3 separate regions of the Homo sapiens genome follow, and regions 1 and 3 are each linked to region 2. Evidence: chromatin contacts called from ENCODE Hi-C or POLR2A ChIA-PET data. All regions are on one chromosome and are shown on one strand. Each heading gives the region's core, a stretch centred on a gene start or an enhancer-like site at or near the end of the contact. The rest is flanking DNA. Distances are from core to core; before and after follow the strand shown.

Region 1 (2,842 bases), core at 13-2,512, 600 kb before region 2:
AGGTGATGAATAGGAACCTGTGTAGTTTACTGGCTTCTGGGCTCCAGAAACTAGATGCCCAGAGAAAATCCTGAGCGTGGGCAGCTGGGGCCCCCTGGTGGTGGAATCTGGTTCTCCACTGCTGCGCGACTTTTCTTCCCAGTCCCCTGACGTTGGGGAGGTGGCAGAAAGAGGAGGTGTTGTGCTCTCTCTTCAGGCCTTTTCTCTGGACTCTACTCTTCCCGTGGATTTTGGGATGGTCCCCAGCCCTTGCTGCTCAGTAGGTGATCGTGGGCCTTCCTGAGCAGAACCAAGCCTTGTTCTTGGAGTGGTGTGACAAGTGAACCCAGAAACAGTCTTCATCTTCCCTGGTGAATTCAGACTCTTTGGGCTACTTTTTACAGGTAGTCCACTGCAAAATACTCTTGTGTCGTGAAAAACCAGTGAGAGATGTGAGAAAGAGGTGCCAGCGTGCATCGTTTGAGAACGGAACATCTTTGGTTTTTTGATGTCCATTGGGTGGCACTGTGATCTTATTTTTGTTTCCATTTTTCTCTGCAGCCAAGCTCTACTCCAGGAAGTGAAAATGTGCTGCCTCGAGAGCCGCTGGTAAGTACCCAAGATATGTGGTATCACTTTCTAGTAATTAAAATGCCACGCGAGTGAAAAGAAACCTTCTGTTCCTATGGTTCTGCGTCAGTAGTGTCCCTTTAAAAGTAGCTGTTACCTAGAGACTGCCTCTGTCAGTGACCTCTGACTTCTCTTCTCGCGTGTGGGGACGAGTGAGATCTCTCCTTAGTAAAGGCTGGTCCTTTCTAGGACTAAAAGCATCCACCCCAGATGGTCCTGCACCACTTTGTTTGTGGCTGATCAATAGTAATTAGTGAGATTCCTGCGCCCGTGGGAGGCTGAGGTGGAGTGAGGTGGCTGGGCTTCTAGATTGTTTGAAGTAGCCGCCCTCTGCTCTGCCCCTCAGGGTGCGAGCGCCTCAGTGGTCTTTAAAGAACAGGTAAGCGATGGAATTCTGGTTTTGCCTGGTCAGTAATTGTGTGATTGTCATTCCCAACGCTGTCTTCTTAGACTATGGATAGGGAAGAGGCCTATTAAGCACTGCAGGTAATTTTCTCTCCCAAGTGCTTTTCATTTGGTGGCCAGAGTCCCAGGCTGCCCACCCCATTTTCATTCTTTTTTGCTTTTCAGGGCCTGCTGTAAGTCCTCTTGGCTGGGTAGTAAGACTGGCTCTGTATAAACCAGATAAGTTTGATGGGAGAGCCAGCTCTAGGTTTAACTTTTCAGAGCTTTTTCTTCCTGCGTAGCGATAGCAGGCGTAGGGCTGTACTGCCAAGGCTTTGTTTCAGCAGGGCCTGTGGTTTCACCTGTTCTGCTTCACTCCCCTTCTGGCAGTCGCGGGAGGAGATGACGTGAGGGACTTAGCGGGTATGAACACGTCTGAATTCCAGTGTGTACGAAGGCTTTCCCAGGCTGAGGGCGAGTTGGATCCAGTTGAGCTGTCTGTAGAAAGGCCGAGGTGATACAAGCACTGCTGGGACTGTTTCAGGGGAGCAGTGTTGTCATTCATGTCACCTGCTGTTACGTCACCAGTTACGGGCTTATATCCCAGCACTCCCACGGTGGCCTCGTTTCACTCTTTTGGTATTGCCCAGTTCCTTCCTTGAGGTCATGGTGGTGGGAAAGCCCAGGAGGCCCCACCTTGCTAGTCTCTCCGGACGTCTGCCTGCTTCCCTGGGGCCTGCCTCAGTGCCCCTCAGGCCGAAGTTGTGGTTGTTTTAGACTGAAGTGCAGATTGAACACCATAGGCCGCTGCAGTCCTTTCCTTCCTCTCTCTTTTCAAATTTTGATGTACCCATTTAACTGGTCATCGGAGGAGTGGCCAGTCCATCTTTTGGGGCTTGATTCGACAAGCTCTTTGGGAGCCCTGAGCAGTTGGCCAGCTCACTGATTTCTGGTATTTGGAGCCCTGCAGACCCCTTGCTCTGCTAGTGTTTCTGTGCCCTGCTCTTCCTGCTGTACTGTGCATCTGCTTGTTGGTTGGTTGTATTTTTATTTCTTTCTTTTCTGGGAGGCCCTGAGCAGTCTTCAAACCCTAGTAGCCTGTGATCGTCCAGAGTTCAGACTCATTCTCTCCAGGCCAACTCCACAATTACCTTATATTTAATTAATATTTTTTCTCCTCTTTACGTACTTGCTGCATAATTGCTCAGAGGAAAGAAAACACATAGCGGCAATTTATATATATATATAAAATAATAATTAAAAAAACCCCCGAAATAAACTCCCATCTCATTTGGGCTGATCCTATGAGTTGGGTAATTAGGGCCCTATTAAAAGGTAGACCCTTTCTCCTTCCCCCACTTTTTTGTTTATTAAATTTTTTATATTAAACTCCCACAGTCTCTCAGTCATGCCCTTATTGCTTTTGGCCAAGCATTTGCAGCAGCCTGATTAAACGGGGGCACCAGCTGAGTCGCGTGGTCTTGTGTGAACTGCTTCTTCCTCCTGGGAGTGGTGTTGGGAGGGTGTCAGGCAGAGGAGCCCGCTGAGGACTCGTGTGGCAGGGCGGGGGCACAAGATGGGCAGCCCCCTTGCACAGAAAGCCCCACAGCTCAGTGTGGTGGTGTTGCGGTTTGTGAAAACACACAGCAGTCAGCCCTTCCACAGGGAGGGAGCTTTCTCAGGCCATGTGTATTTGCTGTCTCCTGCATGCTCAGCTTAGCTCAGCTCAGGCCTGAGGATGGGGAACAGACAATTGAGGAATAAAACTAAACCTTGTTCTTGAGTAATTCACGTGTTTTACTTTGGGAAGAAAAGGCATTTATACATATGAAATAAGAGCAAACTGCAC
Region 2 (2,739 bases), core at 98-2,597:
GGAAACCAAGTTTGGAGCTTATATTCTTGGGAGAGTTGAGAGACAGAATACATACGTATATAATCTGATTAATATTCACAAATACCTGGGGTTGAATCTTGACTCTGCTACGTATTAACTGAGATCTTGGACAAGTGATTGCTTTATTTGGACTTTAGTGTTCTCCTCTGAGAAACAGGAAAAATAAAAAGGGCCTGCACCACAGAGTTTTTGTGAGGACAGAATGAATAAGCTAATAAAAGCACTTAGGACAGTTCTTGGCACATAAGCGTTATTATTACGACTCAAGTTCAGATCCAAGAGCTTTCTACAGGAATTTGTTTTTGTGTTTTCATCTGGATGAGCATCTAAAAACAATACAAGCTTATCCTAGATCCTTGGACGACAAATTTATAACAGCTACTATCTAAAACTGGATTTGTGTTTATTGTTCAGTTAGTGTCAAGTGGTTCTCTATTTTAACTGTTGTGAGGTAACGAAAAAAAGCCGTGAAGTGACATAAATGATGGCTGATCATGTGAAGGCCTAAAACGTCATTGTGAGTTTTGTGAATAAACATTTCCCAAGAAAAAAGCAGAGAAAGGAGGTGGGAAATTAAGTCACGGAGGGGAACATGGTAGCTTATGAGCATGACCGCCACACAACCAGGACCACAGTTAGTGGTCCAGGAACTATTGAGAGCCATGTTAATGAATCAATAGCATTAGCTAACAGCAAATTAGATAAGATACAACGTTAGTGGAATTTCTGTAAATTTATAGGGTTAATTTACAAATTATTTTAGTTTCATTGCTTTGTAAGAGCTATGCACACCTTAAGCCTAGTTGTACGTTTGCTCATATTTAAGCTAAGTTATACAAAGATCTTAAGTGAACGCCCTGTATACCTTCCAGGAGTTACTAATAAACGTGCAATGGGGCTTTAACAGGTGACATTTAACTCAGGGTTAAAAATTATGTAGGACTGGACTTCAGAAACAGAGGAAGAGAAGGGCCATACTGGCCGCGGGAGGAGACAACTCCAGGCAAGTGTGGGGAGCGCGAAGAAGCCGAGCCCCTGCGGAGAGCTGGTCGGGTGGCTAGGGCGTGGCGAGCGCGACGTCGCAAGGGCTAGGGACGTCTGGGTGGCAAGGAAGCCTTTCCCAGGATGCGAGACGGCTTTCCACATTTGGGCCTCCATGGACTTAGGCTCGCAAGCGGGACGCCCCTCAGTGTCCGTTTCCGAGGCCCCATCCCCGGAGGGTGCAGGAGAGTCTGCGCCCAGCGCGGACAGGGGCCCCGCGACCCTCGCTCGGGCTCCACTACGGCGGGCGGGCATTGGCTGCCCAGAGGGCCCAGTCGGCTTCCGGCGGCCGCGGGCGACTCCTGGTACCCCCGAGGCCCCGCGAACTCACCTTCACAAAGCTGTCGGCGTCCGGGAAGCCTGGCAGCACCATCTCTCCGTCGGATTTGGTTGCGCTGGTCGCCGACAGGACCCTGGGCTCCCGGGTACTGGGTGGCGCCATTTTTTCAGCCTGCACGGCTCGTCTCGCGAGAGCTTGTCGGCCGAGGAGACGGGACGCGTGCGCACCACGCATGCGCCAGGTCGAAGCGGCGGGCGGGGCGTCTGATTATAGTGTGGGGAGCCTGCGATTGGGGTGGGGCGCCTGCGATTAGGTTGGGAAGCCTGCGTTTAGGGTGGGGCACCTGCGATTAGGTTGGGAAGCCTGCGATTAGGTTGGGAAGCCTGCGATTAGGGTGGCACTTTCGAGCGCTCTGGTGTGAATTTCACGTTCTTTTACCTCATATTGTATCATCCCAACAACCCTGTGATCTAGGGTGCGGCCTGGAGGACCTGACTATCACATATATTTTTGACACGAGGTTTGCCCAATCTGGTTTCGAACTCTTGGGCTCAAGAGATCCTCCCACCTTAGCCTGCGAAGTAGCAGGGACCCCAGGCGAGGGCCACGATCCCCGCTTATCCTCGTGTTTATTTAAAAATTTAAAAAACAAACAAACCGGGATTACCGGGAGTGGTGGTGCGCATCTGTAGTCCCAGCTGCTCGGGAGGCTGAGGTGGGATGGTTGCTTGAGCCGAGGAGGTGGAGGCTCCACTGCACTCCAGCCGGGGTGACAGGATGAAACCCTGTCTCAAAAATTTCTTTTTAAGGTTATGTTTTTGAGGCTGGGCGCCGTGACTCACACCTGTAATCCCAGCACTTTAGGAGGCCGAGGCGGGTGGATCACCTGAGGTCGGGAGTTGGAGACCAGCCTGGCCAACATGGTGAAACTCTGTCTATACTAAAAACACAAAAATTAGTCGGGCGTGGTGGCACATGCCTGTAATCCCAGCTACTCGGGAGGCTGAGGCTTGAGCCCGGGAGGTGGAGGTTACAGTGAGCCGAGATCGAACCACTGCATTCCAGCCTGGGCAACAGAGTGAGACCTTGTCACAAACAAACAAAAAAAACCATGTTTTTGGGACAAAGTTTCACTCTTGCTCTCCCAAAGTGCTGGGATTACAGATACGAGTCATCAGCGTGCAGCCTATTTTTATTTTTATTTTTTTTGAGATGGAGTCTCACTCTGTTGCCCAGGCTGGAGTGCAGTGACGCAATCTTGGCTCACTGCAACCTCCCGCCTCCCGGGTTCAACGAATTCTCTTGCCTCAGCCTCCCGAGTAGCTGGGATTACAGGCGTGCACCACCACGCTCGGCTAATTTTTTTCGTATTTTTAGTAGAAACGGGGTTTCACCAT
Region 3 (2,893 bases), core at 174-2,673, 620 kb after region 2:
TCCAGGCAACAGAGCAAGACCCTGTCTCAAAAAAAAAAAAAAAAAGGGAGGCCCGGCACGGTGGCTCATGCCTGTAATCCCATCACTTTGGGAGGCGGAGGTGGGCAGATCACTTGAGGCCAGGAGTTCAAGACCAGCCTGGCCAACATGGTGAAACCCCATCTCTGCTAAAAAAAAAAAAAAAAAATACAAAATTAGCTGGGTGTGGTGGCGCATGCCTGTAATCCCAGCTACTCGAGAGGCTGAGGCAGGAGAATCACTTGAACCCAGGAGGCAGAGGTTTCATAAGCCAAGATGGTGCCGCTGCACTCCAGCCTGGGTGACAAGAGCAAAACTCCATCTCAAAAAAAAAAAAAAAAAAAGCAATGGCTCTCCATAGGATGTTTTACAGGGAAGGGCAGAATTTGAGCCACTTAAAAAAAAATTTAATAACCTTTTTCCTTTCCAATTTTCAAGATTATAGACTTTTTAATTGAATTTATCTGTGTATTTTATTTTTTAATTTTTTTGAGACAGAGTCTCACTCTGTTACCCAGGCTGAACTACAGTGGTGCAACCAAGGCGCACTGCAGCCTGGAACTCCTGGGCTCAAAGGATCCTCTCATGTTAGCCCCTCCTTCCTATAGTTGGGACTACAGGTGTATGCCACAATGCCTGGCTAATTTTTACATTTTTTGTAGAGATAGGGTCTCCCTATGTTGCTTAGGCTGGTCTGGAACTACTGGGCTCAAGCGATCCTCCCACCTCAGCCTCTCAAAGTGCTGGGATTACGGGTGTGAGCCACCGTACCCTGTGGACTTTATTTTTAGAGCAGTTTTCTAGAAAAATTTCACAGAATGTGGTTCTCATATACCTGCTTTGCCCCTGCATGCAGTTTCTCCTATTAATAACATCTTGCAATCATGTGGTAGATTTGTTTGTTTGTTTGTTTGTTTGTTTGTTTTCTGAGAGGGAGTCTAGCTCTGTCGCCCCAGCTGGAGTGCAGTGGCATGATCTTGGCTCACTGCAAGCTCCACCTCCCGGGTTCATGTGATTCTCCTGCCTCAGCCTCCCAAGTAACGGGGATTACAGGCACCCACCACCATGCCCGGGTAGTTTTTGTATTTTTTTAAGTAGAGACGGGGTTTCACCATGTTGGCCAGGCTGGTCTCAAACTCCTGACCTCAAGTGATCCACCTGCCTCGGCCTTACAAAGCGCTGGGATTATAGGCGTGAGCCACCGTGCCCGGCCTCTCTTGGTACATTTGTTGCTTGACAAACCAATAGTGATGTATTATTATTACTAACTGAAGTCAACGTAAGTTATAGTTCACTGTGCGGTGCATTCTGTGGGTTTTGACAAATGCATGCCATGTCCCACCATTACGTGTCACACAGAATATGTTCACCGCCCCGACCGCCCTGAGTCTTCTCTGTTCTCCTTCCGTGTTCATTCCTCCCCTCTTCCGGGTTCGTGTCTTTTAAGCTCATTGGGGCTGCCGTGAGGAAGCTGGGTTGTAGGGCAGAATAATGAAGGCAGGAGGGAGCTGGCTGGCCCCGAGCGTGCAGGGGAAGGAAGGGGAGGGCACGGGCCCTTCGCGCCTCTGACCCCCCTTGCCTCCACTCGCCCAGGGCTGCGCTGCTATGCCAAATTCCACCGGAACCGCAGGGTTACACGGAGGAAAGGGCGCTGTGTGGAGCCCGAGACGGCCAACGGCGACCAGGGATCCTTCATCAACGTCTAGCGGCCCCGCGGGACTGGGGACTGAGCCCAGGAGGTTTGCACAAGCCGGGCGATTTGTTTGTAACTAGCAGTGGGAGATCAAGTTGGGGAACAGATGGCTGAGGCTGCAGACTCAGGCCCAGGACACTCAACCCCAGGAGGGGAGCCGCTCGGCGAATGAGCTGGGTGGGTGCCCAGGAGCCGGCCCGCAGCACCTGCACACACGAAGTCCGGACCCACGCAGCCTCCATCCCGCGTGTCTTGCTCTCCGCGATGGCAATGCCGAGAGTGCCCTCTACTGTCCGACTCCAGCACTGCAACAGCTTCAAGTTCAAAACCAAGAGGCGTTTTTGAGAGTGGAAAAGAAATTTAAACTTCCCGAAAGAAGGTCCACCATCAGGAGATGAATATGGAACATCTCCTATGTACCAGGCACTGTGCTAAGTGCTGGAATACATTATCTCATTGAATTATCACAACGACCTTTTCAAGTAGGCATTATCACCATGCGACAGGTTGAGGACCGTGAGGCACGCTGGAGTTATTTGACTCGACTTGCCCAGGGTCCCAGGTCAGTGCTCCTCAAACCTGAACATGCTAAGAGTCACCTGGAGGTCCAGTTAAAAATGTACATCTGGCCGGGCGCGGCGGCTCACGCTTGTAATCCCAGCACTTTGGGAGGCCAAGGCGGGTGGCTCACCTGAGGTCAGGAGTTCGAGACCAGCCTGGCCAACATGGGGAAACCCCGTCTCTATTAAAAATACAAAAATTAGGCCAGGCGCGGTGGTGCACACCTGTAATCCCAGCTACTCGGAGGCTGAGGCACCAGAATCGCTTGAACTTGGGAGGCAGAGGTTGCAGTGAGCAGAGATCGTGCCACTGCACTCCAGCCTGGGGGACAAGAGTGAAACTCCATCTCAAAAAAAAAAAAAAAAAAAAGCACATCTGACTCAGTGGGCTCTGTGCTCTAACAAGCTCCCAGGGAACGCGAGGCTGCTGGCCCAGGGACCCACTGAGAGGTCCTGGGAAGTACATGGCAGAGCAAGGACATGAACCTGGGCCAAGGCTGTCCAGCTCCAAGGCCCACGTTCTTGCTGCTCCACAGCCAAGAATTTCTTCCAGATTCTCTAAGGCTTTTGGCAAGAGAGGCTCACACCCTGGTATTCCCTTCCTCTGTGGCTGGAATAACTT

Evidence for each region. Hi-C counts contacts between places; a loop is a spot of excess contacts on that map. ChIA-PET counts read pairs that join two places held with the same protein, here RNA polymerase II (POLR2A). Pooled maps may share reads with other maps.
Region 1: a pooled map shows a loop between it and region 2 (7-fold over the local background). The contact joins the enhancer-like site here to the promoter of EXOSC10-AS1 in region 2. A Hi-C loop is called at or near these places in 5 of 50 pooled maps. POLR2A ChIA-PET finds 5 or more read pairs at or near these places in 3 of 52 experiments (GM12878, activated CD4-positive, alpha-beta T cell and activated naive CD4-positive, alpha-beta T cell).
Region 3: a pooled map shows a loop between it and region 2 (6-fold over the local background). The contact joins the enhancer-like site here to the promoter of EXOSC10-AS1 in region 2. A Hi-C loop is called at or near these places in 4 of 50 pooled maps. POLR2A ChIA-PET finds 5 or more read pairs at or near these places in 2 of 52 experiments (B cell and activated CD8-positive, alpha-beta T cell).

The regions. Positions count from the first base shown.
Region 1 is chr1:10,494,734-10,497,575 of GRCh38, forward strand. It overlaps PEX14 (peroxisomal biogenesis factor 14), which reads left to right. Exons shown (of 9, transcript NM_004565.3): 2 at 541-588. Among named protein-coding and RNA genes, the nearest start is that of PEX14, 21 kb to the left of the region's middle. RefSeq lists a silencer at 1-233 and an enhancer at 696-755. Within about 2 kb of position 1,263, at least 20 of the 41 ENCODE cell types and tissues checked have a DNase peak (open chromatin) inside an H3K27ac peak, as active enhancers do; they include GM12878, where a contact is called at or near this core.
Region 2 is chr1:11,098,328-11,101,066 of GRCh38, forward strand. EXOSC10-AS1 (EXOSC10 antisense RNA 1) reads left to right here and starts at 1,348. Exons shown (of 2, transcript NR_135062.1): 1 at 1,348-1,487. EXOSC10 (exosome component 10) reads right to left here and starts at 1,542. Exons shown (of 25, transcript NM_001001998.3): 1 at 1,394-1,542. The coding sequence starts at 1,504. RefSeq lists enhancers at 708-1,270, 922-981, 1,271-1,831 and a silencer at 883-1,084.
Region 3 is chr1:11,717,973-11,720,865 of GRCh38, forward strand. It overlaps DRAXIN (dorsal inhibitory axon guidance protein), which reads left to right. Exons shown (of 7, transcript NM_198545.4): 7 at 1,612-2,893. The coding sequence ends at 1,724. Among named protein-coding and RNA genes, the nearest start is that of AGTRAP, 17 kb to the right of the region's middle. RefSeq lists an enhancer at 1,772-1,841. Within about 2 kb of position 1,424, at least 20 of the 41 ENCODE cell types and tissues checked have a DNase peak (open chromatin) inside an H3K27ac peak, as active enhancers do; they include B cell, where a contact is called at or near this core.